2 separate regions of the Mus musculus genome follow, and region 2 is linked to region 1. Evidence: chromatin loops called from intact Hi-C (ENCODE). Cell type or tissue: gastrocnemius. All regions are shown on one strand. Links, peaks and the distances in the headings refer to the core of each region. The heading gives the core; the rest is flanking DNA.

What was found. Peaks named below come from ENCODE experiments on the same cell type or tissue, not always from the same donor. Only the 100,000 strongest peaks of a DNase experiment are listed, where the experiment ranks them.
Region 2: a loop joins it to region 1, with 10 times the contacts of the local background. A loop is called at or near these places in 39 of 42 quality-filtered maps.

Annotation. Positions count from the first base shown.
Region 1 is chr5:54,111,576-54,116,575 of GRCm38, reverse strand. Stim2 (stromal interaction molecule 2) reads right to left here. Exons shown (of 12, transcript NM_001081103.2): 11 at 384-657. Among named protein-coding and RNA genes, the nearest start is that of Stim2, 120 kb to the right of the region's middle. In gastrocnemius, for the core only: a CTCF peak has its summit at 3,094 (motif pointing right); a DNase peak (open chromatin) is centred at 3,098; H3K27ac peaks cover 3,339 bases.
Region 2 is chr5:53,868,260-53,876,572 of GRCm38, reverse strand. It overlaps Tbc1d19 (TBC1 domain family, member 19), which reads right to left. Exons shown (of 21, transcript NM_144517.4): 14 at 4,236-4,320; 15 at 1,642-1,686. Among named protein-coding and RNA genes, the nearest start is that of Gm40305, 55 kb to the left of the region's middle. In gastrocnemius, for the core only: a CTCF peak has its summit at 4,466 (motif pointing left); a DNase peak (open chromatin) is centred at 4,456.

The DNA.
Region 1 (5,000 bases), core at 1-5,000:
TTTCTTAAGCCCTGGGCAAACGAAACTGCCTTTAGAAACTGAAAACAAACCGACCTTATGCTTAGAGTGGTACAGAAATAAGACCTCAGTGATATAAGCACAAAGAACTGAATTCTACCACAAAGGGGACTCCAGATCTCACATAAGAATCAGCTGGGCCAGCACCTTGATTTTAGCCTCTAATACTCTGAGCAGAAAACCCACTCAGGCCAGATGCACGTCAGATATACAGAACTGGGGTCCACAAACAGGTGTCATGTGAAGACACTGAGTCTGTGGCATGCACAAAATACACTGTGGCACTCCTGCCACTCTACGCTCCATGTCCCCCCTCAGCCCCACTCAGACCCACACTCCGCACTTATGACGATAAACGCCAATACCATTGTTTCTCAGCAGTGAAGTAGATAGCCTCCTCCTCCTCTTCGTTCCGATACAGAGCAGGGCAACTTGACACAGACAGGATGTCTGGATCTGGGGAAGGCAACGAGTGCTGGGGATGCTGCGGATGGTGAGGGTGCCGAGGGTGGGCTGCCAGAGGAGCATGAGCAGGAAGCTGAGCTCGCTGAGACTGTGGGGAGGATGGCACGATGCTGCGACGAGAGCGGCATAAACTACTGCTTCTGGCTAAAGATCCTGCAGGTTTAGCCACGGTCCCTGAAAAATACAAACCAATGAAAATGCTCATAGCCACCAATGTCCCTTAACTGTCTTCTCCCAAACGTATACACGAGAACTGATGTAAAATATCGGTTTAATGTTTATTCAAGCAACTACATCAACAAATGCCCTTCTCTACAACCAATGGAAAAATTATTACAAATGTATTAAAATGGTAACAGAAGTAAAACTAAAATAAATGAACACCAATGTAGTTTTGCTATAAAAAAAATCTAACACTATTAAAAAGAACTTAAACTGCTATTCAAAATAACCCTTAGATTTAAAGTCTCTATCACACACTTAGAAGAAATGATAAATGTTTATGAACACTCATACTGGATCAGGAGGAAAAACACTGTATAAAGTATCAATGGATAGTCTTGACGTATCACAACCTATCTGACCTTTAAGAAGGTTTAAATGAAGACTACACAGTCTCTCAGCTGAAACCAAAGCTTGCTTCCTGAACACAGGTCCTCAGGAAGCCTGTGTCTTAGGTCTCCCTGTGTCTACTGCCTATCTAAGACCCATGCAGGTGGAACAAAAGAATGGTCCTCTGTTTCTTTTCCTACACTAAAGCAGCCCAAGAACAACCTTCTCAAGCTAGCTCGTCATGCATGCGGCATCCTTCCTGTGCCACAGCACCAGGAAAGGAGCACGCCTTCATTAAATGGGCTCAGACAGCAGCAGGCCTCAGGCTGCACACCAATGCTCTCTTCCCCAGGACTCAGCTCTAGCCAACCCATCCAATCATCATCACAGTGAATGAGTTTATTTCTAGGATCCAGCTGACACTCAATCAATCAAGAGTTTTGACCTTTCCTGTCTGCTCTGACCTTTTGTCTTGCCAATTACATTATGAAGAAACCACAAAGCAAGAAATGAAATAATTCTCCTACTAATCAGAAATTAGAGATTACCTAAAGAGAAACCACACTAATTTGACTGAGGATAAATTTCTCACCAGGAACTTGAAAACACTTTGGAGAGTATACAGAATGAAATTAATCTACACCGTTATCTAGTTAAACTGTTACTTTTCAGTAAAAGTGTCAATAAGGATATTTTCTTCTAATTTGCTTAACAAAATACTAATCAATGCTATATTTTCAAAAAAGAACAAAAAAGGAAAGAAAGTGAAACAGAATGATAAGCAGGTAATTATTTCTAAATAATGAATGCAAATGTAACAAAATGATGGCTATGAGTGACAGCCCACATATCAGAACACAGCAGACAAGACTAACACCAAATGAAGAGTTTCTAAATCACATTATGTTAAGCCCCTAAGTGGTGAGAGTGTGATAGAAGGGGATAGGGAAGACAGAGGGAAGCAGAGTGGGACAACAAACCTTGTAAGAGCCTCAGGATAAAACAGATGAGGGAAGCAGGCTGCACATTTGCATTACATATCCCCAAACTATTGATGAAGTGAGTTTAGGAACAGTGCAGTATTGTTTCGTATTCATCCAGGCTACAGAACTAATCATGCCAAGTGTGAGTGAGGAGACAGAAGCAGGACTCATAAACACTGAGTATGCAAACAAACAAAACCCCTTTGAAGGCAATTTGGCCATGAGATCCTTGCCTAATGATCAAAAATCATTCAAAGGGTCCAGAGAAATTCTTAGAGCTGTGCATAATGTATAACATAACAATTTGTGTTTCTACTATTGTTTTTAAAAGAAAAATATACAAGGAATCTCAGTGGGAAAGGAGAGAGCCCATGTTACTAAGTATATAAACAAGCTTCGGTTGTCTCATGTTAAACAATCACAGTAAATCTAACTTGGATAAGCACAGAAAAGCTCTGAAGCACATTTTGAGCAAAGAAGTTGAAAAATGATATCTATAATTTGATGATACTTATGTAGGTGGTGTAAGTATGCAGCAATGGTATATATTAGATATTACATATGTAGAGGAAGCATGTTCTAATGGGCTTTAGAAAAGCACAACTTTAGAAGAGGGAAAGAGAGATGATATGGTTCATTTCAGAAAAACAAGTAAGACAACCTGTTTACTTTTGTAGTGGATGGGCACAGGCTTCAGTGACCTTAAGAATGTTCAAAGGGCTTTATGAGAAGTTTGGAATACATTACTACTACATTCTACTCTGAAAGGATTTAGCAGATACTTAAAACCTGGGGAAGGAGGAGTAATTCCATCCTCTATTCATCAACTAACAGTTTCTGGGGTTTCTTCATGTAAAACTACAGACAGTCTTATTATGTGTATTAGACTCTCTTCCTTTGCGATTTACCTTCAATAAGTGTGCTTACTGGGCATTGTTTCAAGCATAAGGAACACATAGCCAATAAAGAGATCCTTAAATGAAGCACCTTCATCCTACCATAGTACACTTCAGGCTAACAGCCTTTGTTTTATAAAGTTCAGGACTTACAAAGCAAAATGGAGCACCCTACGTGGCCACTAGGTGGAGGCACAGCTCTCCAATTCTATGAGCGATCAGATTAATTTCTAAAACTTCCTATAACATTTCAAACCAGCTCTTGTACTTTTTCACACTTACAAGTATAAATGTCTATGTATATTACCACAGTTATTTAAAACATATGCCAATTATTCACATTTAGTGTATCTTCTTTTAATGGATCAAAAAAAAGTAAATAAAAATAAAGTTTTGCCATTTCCAAACTCCCAAAAGTGCTTCTAAAAAGGCAAGAAAAAGATTTAACTAAAGAAATTGATCTTCCTCAAGCACAATTATGATTCTCAACAATTACATATTTTAAAGAAAAACTATTTTTAAAAGGCTTAGTTTTCAAATAAATATGCACTTATGATTTCAGTGTTATATAAGAGCACATATATAAGCCAATAAGCAAATAGACAAATTCAAATTGCAAGCCAGCTTGAATACAGACGCAACTCAACCATCACCAGCTCATAGTCCAGACAAGGAGACAAATGAGGTCTCCTGCTTCCAGTGTTCCCCAAACTTACAAGCCAATGCTCTCCCTGGGAGAGTTACTGCCTCCTCACCCCACTATGCCAGTAACAGACTCAAAGCCAGGGAAAAGACAAAAGCGGTCCCACTGACCGGGAGTTATCTGTCAGATTAAGAGCTGGATTTGATCACAACTCTCTTGTATAATCAGAACTGTTCTAACAGTCTCAGGAAAGCTGCAACATTGAACAGAAAAGGCCAAACTGGAAATTCTCAGATAAGATGGCTTGACTGTCATCAAAATCTAATAGTTTGAGATGTCAGTCAACCAAGAACTAAGCTAACAGAGTTAGTTCTCCACTCTTCAGAGCTTCATTCTATTGACATGATAAAAAAAAGAAGTCCTAAGTATTGGAAAAATAGACCAGGCAAGCGGTAATAAGGGTAAAGAATAATTTCTAATATAAAAACCTGTAAACTGAAAACATCTGTAACTGCAGAAAGTCAGGAGTTCAAGCATTCAAATTTTATCTTACCAAGATTGTTCTCTACAAAGTAAAACACAAAAGCAGAGCACGCAACACTACGCAATATTAACACACACAAAAGCAGAGCACGCAACACTACGCAATATTAACACACAAATATTAATAACAAATATTAATACAAAAGCTCCCTTCCGAAGGACTCACATTCTAGAAAAACATTACGCTGGCGTACAAGTACAGTCCTAATACTCAGAAGGCTAAGGCAGGAGGCTAGCCTGAGCTACACAGCAAGGCTCATCTTAAAACAACTAGCACATCTTACGTGCATGCATATATGTTTGATACATACACATATACAGATCACATCTAAGTTTTCATAAACAAGCACAGTTGAATTTTGCTGAAGACAGAAAGACTTAGTTCTCCATGAGTTAAGCAGAACAGGGCAACACTATTAATAAAAGAATGCACTGAAAAGCAAAACAAAAATATTACCAAAAAAAAAAAAAAAAAAAGGAAAGAAAGAAAGAAAAGCCTTGGGAATGGGACAAACCATAAGCTGACAGAAGAGTCAAGCACTGACTACAGCAGAGCCAGCATCCAAACCCAGCTCCCAACACTTCCTTCTCCTGCAGTTTTCCCTCAGAGTTCAGCATGTCACTGATATAACCATCAGCAGTCATAAAGCTGTACTCCCCTTTCTGATGTGACTCTCTCAGTTTAACTTAATGGTAAGTAATGCTTAAAAGCAAAGCCCTACCATGAGTTAATATGACGACTGTTGAAATATAAATGTGATAAGTTATATAAATTAAGTATCCATACTTCTTGATCAGGTAGATTTCTAAGACAGAATATATAACACACATACAAAGAATATATGTGAGAATGTATGGGGAAAAGAGAAAAATATGTTAAAAAGTAGCAAAGAAGAATGT
Region 2 (8,313 bases), core at 1,975-6,974, 240 kb after region 1:
TAGATGATAAAAAGTTATCAACTTTATGCTTGCAAAGAGATTTAAAGGAATATATTTTTATTATTGTTTTCAAGAGCCTTCCCTCATTTTGTTATGAGGTTGTTCTGTGTGCTGTAAGATATTAGTAGCATCCATTCCCAAACTGGGATTTGGCTAAGTCTGCAGATAAGGCCAATGAGGTAACACAGTGCCGGTGTCAGTGTCTGTGGCTCAGGGAGAATAGTTGGATATTGATGTTAAATTTAAACAGTGAGGTGGGAGATGGTGATTTATGAAGCTAGGTAGTAGTAGACTGTATGGCACCGGTGAGACTCCAGGGGTCCCCCTGTGCATGTCACACTGAGAAGCCTGGGCATTAAACTTTCCAGCAGCACTAAGGAACTTTAAGAAAAATGGAAATTTTCCGGTTTTCATTTTGGATGTAGAACTGAGAACGACAGAGGCAAACCCAGAAAACTAGAAAAGATAGGGAGGACGCACCAATGTAGTTGGTCATTACACCCACACGGGCTACGGCAAGATCAGATGGTAGGTAAGGGTGAGAAAAAGACGACCCCAAAAGAAAGCAAAAGGCACAAGACATAGATGGGGTGGAGCAAGCCTGCACCATCTACAACTCTATCATGACTTCCAGGGTTCAGGGCTTGAGTGACTGGGTAGAGGAAAATGGCAGCTGACTGAGACAGGTTGTCTGCTTGCTATTTTGTTTTTCTCTTGAGGGGCACAGGAAAATATATATGCCCAGTTGGGCCACATTAGGTTTGAGGTAATCGTGGAAGAGGTTAGAACTAGAGAGAAATTTTTATAATTAGAGCCGGAGCAGGCAGGACACACCCGGCTCTCAGACTGCCCAATACTGCTAAACACCATCATCATGGCTGCACTTCCTGGACTCAAAGTGAAGCCCTGTTCTGGAGTCTCATAACATGCCTCATGTGATCATTATTCACATGCTAAGTTAATGAAACTCAAGGTCAGGGAAGCTGTGTAACTTACCGAGGGCAGGGGGTAAATTGACAGAGCTTGGATCTGAACCCAGATCCACTGAGTTACAATGCCCAAGTTCTTAACTCCTTTAAAGCAAAAGTTGTACCGGGTGTGGATTAATACCATCAGGACAAGGGTGTTATCTGCTGCCTGTGTAAGCACACTAAAAGACCTGTACAGTGAATGCCTAAGAGTAAAGACAGGGTCATATCACTTCTCAGCAAGTCAAGGATTTTCTTCACAATCTCCCTACTTAATAAATGCCACACTGGCCACCTATAAAGACACTAACTGCAACACAGGGCAGTCTGTTCCCCCCACTCCTGTGCTGTGCCAATGACACAACGAGAAGGTTCTAGTTGAACTGCTTAGTGTTCCTCAAGGAAAACCGCATGTCTTAGAGGTGGGCATTTACGCTGACTCAGCTTCTCACAAATCTTCTATTGATCCTAAGTAGAGCTGGAGATGTGCACAATTTGGCATTAAACTACACAAACATAGAGCAAGGCACTAAAATCCACCTTTCCCAGGAGGAAGGGTTATTTTAGATGATGATTTGTGTTCATTTTCAGGACAGAATGAGAAAGTTACATCCCCAGTACAAAAGCTGTTACTTTTCCATTTCCCTCCAGAGGAAGCAGAAGCATCACTCACCATTGGGCGGATAGAAAACAGCATATTCTTCTAATCCTAGTTTTCCTGTAAGGGAAAGCCATACACTCAGTAAAGTTTCAAAAAGCAACATTCTGTGAATGTCCAAATAAGTAGCGGATAATGAATGGAATTTTTAAAATAACCATAGTTCAACTTCATTTCATTTCAGGATATGGAATTAGTTGAAAATCTGTCAGCCAGTTGTCTGATACCAGCAAAGCCTTTTAACAATTAAACTCAATAATATTGATTAGACAATGTTTTCAAATGGTCTTAAGTACTGGAGAATAATTTATAAGCATAAAGTTATTTTTCTAAATTTAACAATCCTGTTTCTTAAAGCAAGTCTGAAGTCTTGCCATATCCTATTAGCTTATGTTTTTAGAAAATATGCTGAAGAGTTAAAAATTAACCATATCCTGACTCCCAACAGAGTTGATATGATTAGAGAAAAAGGGTAACCACTTAAAACAGAATGCTCTATAAAAGCTCCGTCTGTACTGTTCCGCAGCTTCTCACTCTTCCCATCTCCCACTGAATCACTTCATAATGTCATATCACCCTACCAAGCTAGAGTCGTCTGAAAGGAGCATCAACTGAAAAAATGGTGACCAGAGTGTAAGTAGACAAGCCTTACCAATCAGTGGGGGAAGGCCTAGCCGATTGTGGGTGGAGATAACCCTGGGCTGGTGGTCCTGCGTTCTATAAGAAAGCAGGCCCTGCAAGCCATGGAGCAAGCCAGTAGTGGGCACCCCTCCATGGCCTGTGCATCAGTCCTGGCGCTAGGTTCCTGCCCTGTGTGAGTTCCTAGCCTGACTTCCCTCAGTGATGAGCGGTGATATGGAAGTATAAGGCAGATGAGCCCTAGAGGGCTCCCTCCTTCCTCACCGTGCTGCTTTGTCATGGTGTCTCATGGTGTCTCATCGCAGCAACGGAAACCCTAACCAAGACCGCTGGCTTCCACCTTAACAGGATTCTTAAGAACCCTGAGTTATTAAAAAGACATCCATTCTTGCACTGGGATTTAAATTAAAATGTATTATTAAGGTTCTCTTTAAGTGGGTGTAAGAGAGAAACCAGGAATAAAAATAAAAAGTGGGGCTATCTTAGGCTAAGGTGGAGACACGCTGAGCTGGTCTTTGTGTGAGGAAAGAAGGGAATGATGAGAAAGAGACCCCCAACTGAGCACAGCAGCAGCACTGAGACACTGCACAGCAAACACAGGGCACAGCCCCCACCCACCCAGTGGTTACAATGCAGACCAAACCACAAATAATGCAATACATTTGCTGACTTCGTTAAATGGGCTTTAAGGGTTTCTGTGTCAAGGGAGGGAAACTGATGGTAGACTGGTAGACATGACATATAGGCTGGTCCACCAAGGGCCTATAATTTGTGGTAATGGAATATGAAGCTCTTCGTGCACTAAGGCTACTACGAATATAGCACATTGTGAGATTATCAGGGAAGGAAAGAAAGCTAGGTTAAGATGGTGTTTAGGTCATTAGGCAATTAAATTTTATGATCACTCTGTGTGCAGGATGAGATGGAAGGGTGTGTGTAGGGTACGTATATTTGTGTGTGTGTGTGTGTGTGTGTGTGTGTGTGTGTGTGTGTATGCATGTAGAGGCCAGAGAGCAAAGCCAGCTGTCTTCCTAGCTCACCCTCTACCTTGTTCTTTGACAATTTAGCTAGGCTGGCCAGCTAGTGAGCATCTGGGCCCAGTGCTAGGGCTATAGGCACGGTGCTCTGCCTGGCTTCACTGGGGAACCAAAGCCAGGCTCTCAGGTTTGCACCACAGGCACTTTATCCACTGAGCCATTTCCTTAGCCCAATAACCTCCTTAGATAAAAAGAAAAGCAATTTTTATGTATTCATTTCAGAAGCAAAGCAGCCCCTTATTGGGGGGAAGAGCCTGATTCCAACACAAGAAAACTGGGCTGTCCTAGGGCAAGAGGTACACCAAGCAGGCAGGGATAAAATCCTGAAGAAATGTTTATTCTTCATAGAAGCAGCAGAATGGCATCACACAAGCACAGCAGGGCAAAGGGATTTTAGTGTGCGGTATTGACTGCCCAGTGAAGAGAAGGGCTGAGGCTAGCTCAGTCTTCAGGGGAGGACAGCACACTGGAATAGTACAGGGGCATGCTGAGGCAGCTCGCAGTAGAGAGACCACAAGAATAGAATAAAGGGGTAATGTAGCACATCTACCACACCGTAATGTTTAAGTGTAGCCCAACTAGAATTCAAAGACCAACTTACTAAAAGAAAGTTAAGAAAATCTGAAAAGATAAATCTATGGCTATGGGTAGCAAGAAGAAGAAAACAACAGGTTTGGCACAAATGGGACAGAGGAGGCAGGAGATGTCAAGAACCAAAAAGACAATGGAAATGCAATCTCTGTCACTTCAGGAGAGGGTTCTGTGATCTGCCTGGGTGCTGACATTGAAAGGAAAGGCAGTAATTAGGACTGCAGAGAAATTAGAAATAATTTTCAACTTAAAATTGGAAATACCAATATAAAATATTCAAATGTTCTTGGAATGATCATGAAAGTCTTCAATAATTTCTCTTTAGAATTATTTAAATGTTACCTCTGATGTATGACTTCGGCGGTGAAGCACTGTTGTATGCAAAGTGGCCCAGTACAGACGTATCCCGTGAAAAGCAAAGTAACACCTGAACATGACATTGGAAAAATCAACAGTGAGCACTGCAACCCAACAACTGATGCTAATTCAATTAATTTTAATTTAATAAGGAGGTGGCGCTGGAGGAGACCTGCTCAGGTCAGTGCTGGGCTTTGCAATGGGAAGAGCGCCCTCTATTGGCACTCCTTCGTTAAATGTTCTCAGAGGGACTCCATGTGAAGGCTGCCCGTTCTCATACATTTCCCTATTTGCTCCCCAGACTTTGAAGCAGCAAACAAAAAAATGCTAACTATGTGCTAATTATCCTATGTTTTATCTGGAAATGAAAATCACATGTGAGAAACTTAACAGATGAGACTACATTGAGGTACCCATGGGCAATCACACACAAGCACAGAGGGGTCTATGAAACTGAAAGCAGACTTAATTGGTGTGCAGTTCATAGCTGGGCATGCCAAGAATGAGGAGAGGTCTCCATTCTTAATAAGGATGGCATCAGCAAAGGAAAGGTTTTCCCAATACAAGTAGAAGCTGGCTGTCCCAGCCAGCAAAGGCACATGCAACTCTATCAAGAGCTAAAACAGAGAGGGTACAGTCAGGACCAGGGCTTCCCAATAGAAGAAACTGAATTGCTGACACTAGCCTTAAATTTGAGGGCAGGAGTCCAGTCCTAGGAAGATGAAGGGACATTTAGAAGACCCAGGAGTCTATAAAAATACCACAAAAACTGGGGTGGGGTGGGAGGCAGAGGGGATGGGCACAGAATGGGGAGTGGATTAGAACCCATTGTGCCAGGGCACTTGTCCATCTAGACATTTTGCTGGACTTTAAACTGGAGCTCCACAGTTTATTAACTGAATGACAAGGGCCAGTGCCTGCACTTCTAAGTATCTGTGTTCTCATATGCAAGGTGAATGTAATAATGCTTCAATCAAAGTGTATTGTGGGGATTAATTGGTATATGGGAAGTGTTTAGAGTAGCACCTGGGATATCACACGATTAAAATGTTCTCTACAGTTATTACTACATTGCTATTAATTCTCTATATTCCGTTATTCTTGGCTCTTAATATATTTAATTTAGGATTTGTATATTTATAATGCTCAACCGTCATGCTTCTTCAACTTAAAACTTTATATATCTCCATTTCTGGAAAATACTCCAGCACTGGATTTTTGAATAATCCCCACTGTTCTCTATTTACCTTTATAGAACTTTATAATTATGACCTACACTTGTTCAACATGCCGTCCTTTTAAGTTATTCTTATCACTCTGAAATACTCTTTGGAGGACATCCACAGATTTCTAAAAATCAGTTGGCTCCCTTCTTTCGCTCTTACTACACGAAGCACAAACCTCAGGGTGAAGTAGGGGTACATCAAAAGAAAGACACAAACACAAAGCTCTGAAGGGAAGTGACAGACAGCAAGTGTGCTAAGTGATGACATCAACTGGTGCATTAAGTAGCAAGCATGGAGCAAGATAAAGGAGGCCCAGAGAAGGGCCTGGCAGTCTATAAGTTCAAGCTATGAGAATAGCAGCCTCCATATTGCACAAAGTAACTCTCTGGGACAACCCTACTACATTTAGCTCATTAATCTATCAATAGATACTGGTTCCAAACTGTGTTTATAGTTTTTCTAAGAGCTTAGATATAAATAGAAGATAAAGATCTAAACACTGGATCAAGCAAAACAGGATCTTAGTGTGGAAAGGGGGAAGTGAACAAAGCTCCCATTCCTAAGAAATTATCTCCAATCGATAGCCACTTACCAAGAAACATTATCTTTCTCCAGTGGAGTCTCACAGGCTATGTTAATACTACTTAAGGGTAGACCCTCTGCCCAGCAGTATATGTCCAACACAAAACAAACTTAATCATATTTTTGTAGATTTTCTTTGTCTAATGTTGCTTTGTTTGTTCCAGTTTTTGTTTTATTTTGTTATTTTGTTTGTTTTTTTTTGTTTTTGTCCTTCTGCTCTTTAGCTTGTATATCATGGCTTCTGATTTTGTGTTTTTATGGGTTCTGTTTTGAGCATGTGTGCCTAGTGTTTTCACTGCTTAATTTTGTTTTAATTGTCACTTCAGATTTGTTTGGTTTTGGAGAGAAAGGGGGGAGAGAGAGAGAAAGGGAGAGGGAGAGGGAGAGAGAGAGAAGGAGGGAAGGAGACAATGAGAATGAGAGAGTTGGGTGGGTGGGAAGTTGATCTGGAAGGGAAAAAACTTGATCAGAGAATATCCTATGATTTGTCAATTAAAATGAAAACAGATAAAAAAAAAAAAAAAAAAAAGAAAGTGGCTACTGAGAAGTGCCCTCTGACCAAACACTGAAAGAGCCTGAGAAACTTACTGAGAGGCTAACTGGGGAAGAGTACCCTGGGAGCGGGAGGCAACAGTTGGAACTTAGTTGAGAGAGGAGGCTCTGGGGCTGTGGAGATGGAGTATATATGCCTAGCAGTAGGAGCAGTTGCCTTTGCATCAATGGGCATGTTCTTAGCACTTAACAGTAAGGAACATTAATGTAACTAACTTACTATAAGAGAGTAAATGCTGGTATTACACAGATACTGCTATGCTGAGAAATACATTTCCTTTCTAGGATAAAAAAATGGATATTAGGTTGTCAATACTGACAATCATTGTCATTGGTTGCACACTTAGGAATGGATAAGGTGACAAACTTCATGTTTTGTTTTGTTTTGAACCACAACTTTAAAAATTCTAGTAAATCCAATTCAAAATAATGTTGGCATCTACTGAGGAAAAATTTTAATTTTAGCATTTTAATATAATGGGTATTTTCCAATAAGCAAAATCTTGGGCTCTAAACAACCATAAAGTTGTGAAATGTTATTGTACTGGCTAGTTTTGTGTCAACTTGACACAGGCTGGAGTTATCATAGAGAAATCAGCTTCAGTTGGGGAAATTCCTCCACAAGATCCAGCTGTAAGGCATTTTCTCAATTAGTGATCAAGGAGGGAGGTTCCCTTGTGGGTGTTCTATAAAAAAGCAGGTTGAGCAAGGTAGGGGAAGCAAGCCAGTAAGAAACACCCTTCCACAGCCTCTGCATCAGCTCCTGCTTCCTAACCTGCTTGAGTTCCAGTCCTGAATTCCTTGGTGATGAACAGCAGTGTGGACGTGTAAACTAAATAAGCCCTTTCCTCCTCAACTTTCTTCTTGGTCATGATGTTTGTGCAGGAATAGAAACCCTAAGACAGTTATTGAACCATTACATAATTTTAATCTTATCTCCTTGTGTATGCTGATTTTATTTACAATTTTTGAGATTATCATATCATTATAACATTCTCTCCTGTCTTTTTCTCTCTCCAATCCTTCCCAAATAGACCTCATCTTATTTCATTCAAATTCATGTCCTCTTTCTTTTTAACTGTCGTTATTTGTGTGTGTGTGTATTCCTAAATCTATAAATACAACCTACTCCATCCATATGTATGTGTATGTTTGCAGAGCCGACCCTGTGATATTGGATAACCAGCTGGTATACTTTTCCCTAGAGAAAAATATTTCTGATCTTAGCATTCCTTAGTTGCTTGTACGATTTTTATCTAGGGTTGAAGCCTTGTGGGCTATCCGTCTTCCATGTTAGTAGGTCTACTGATGTCGTCCTTGTTCGGGTCATGTTTAGTCAGCCATATTGGTGGACTTCATGGATGTAGCCTCTCTGACAGATTTCTAGACAAAAATCCCACAGTAAACTTCCTCTTCCTCTGTTTCTTACTTTCTGCCCCCTCTTCCACAATGATCCCTGAGCCTTATTTGTAAGAATTATGTTCTAGATATATCAGTTGGGACTAGGGTCCACAACTGATCAGCTATAGTGGTCTCTATCTGTTTCGCAATTATGCTAAGAGAACAATATATGCCTTCAAACCCAACTAGGTCTAATTGGACTTAATGCAGGCTCAGGAAGAGGGAAATCAAGCCTGGTACTGAAAACCTAGACAACTACTTAGGCCTAACGAAGTCATAGATCTTGAAGGAGAACCAATAAC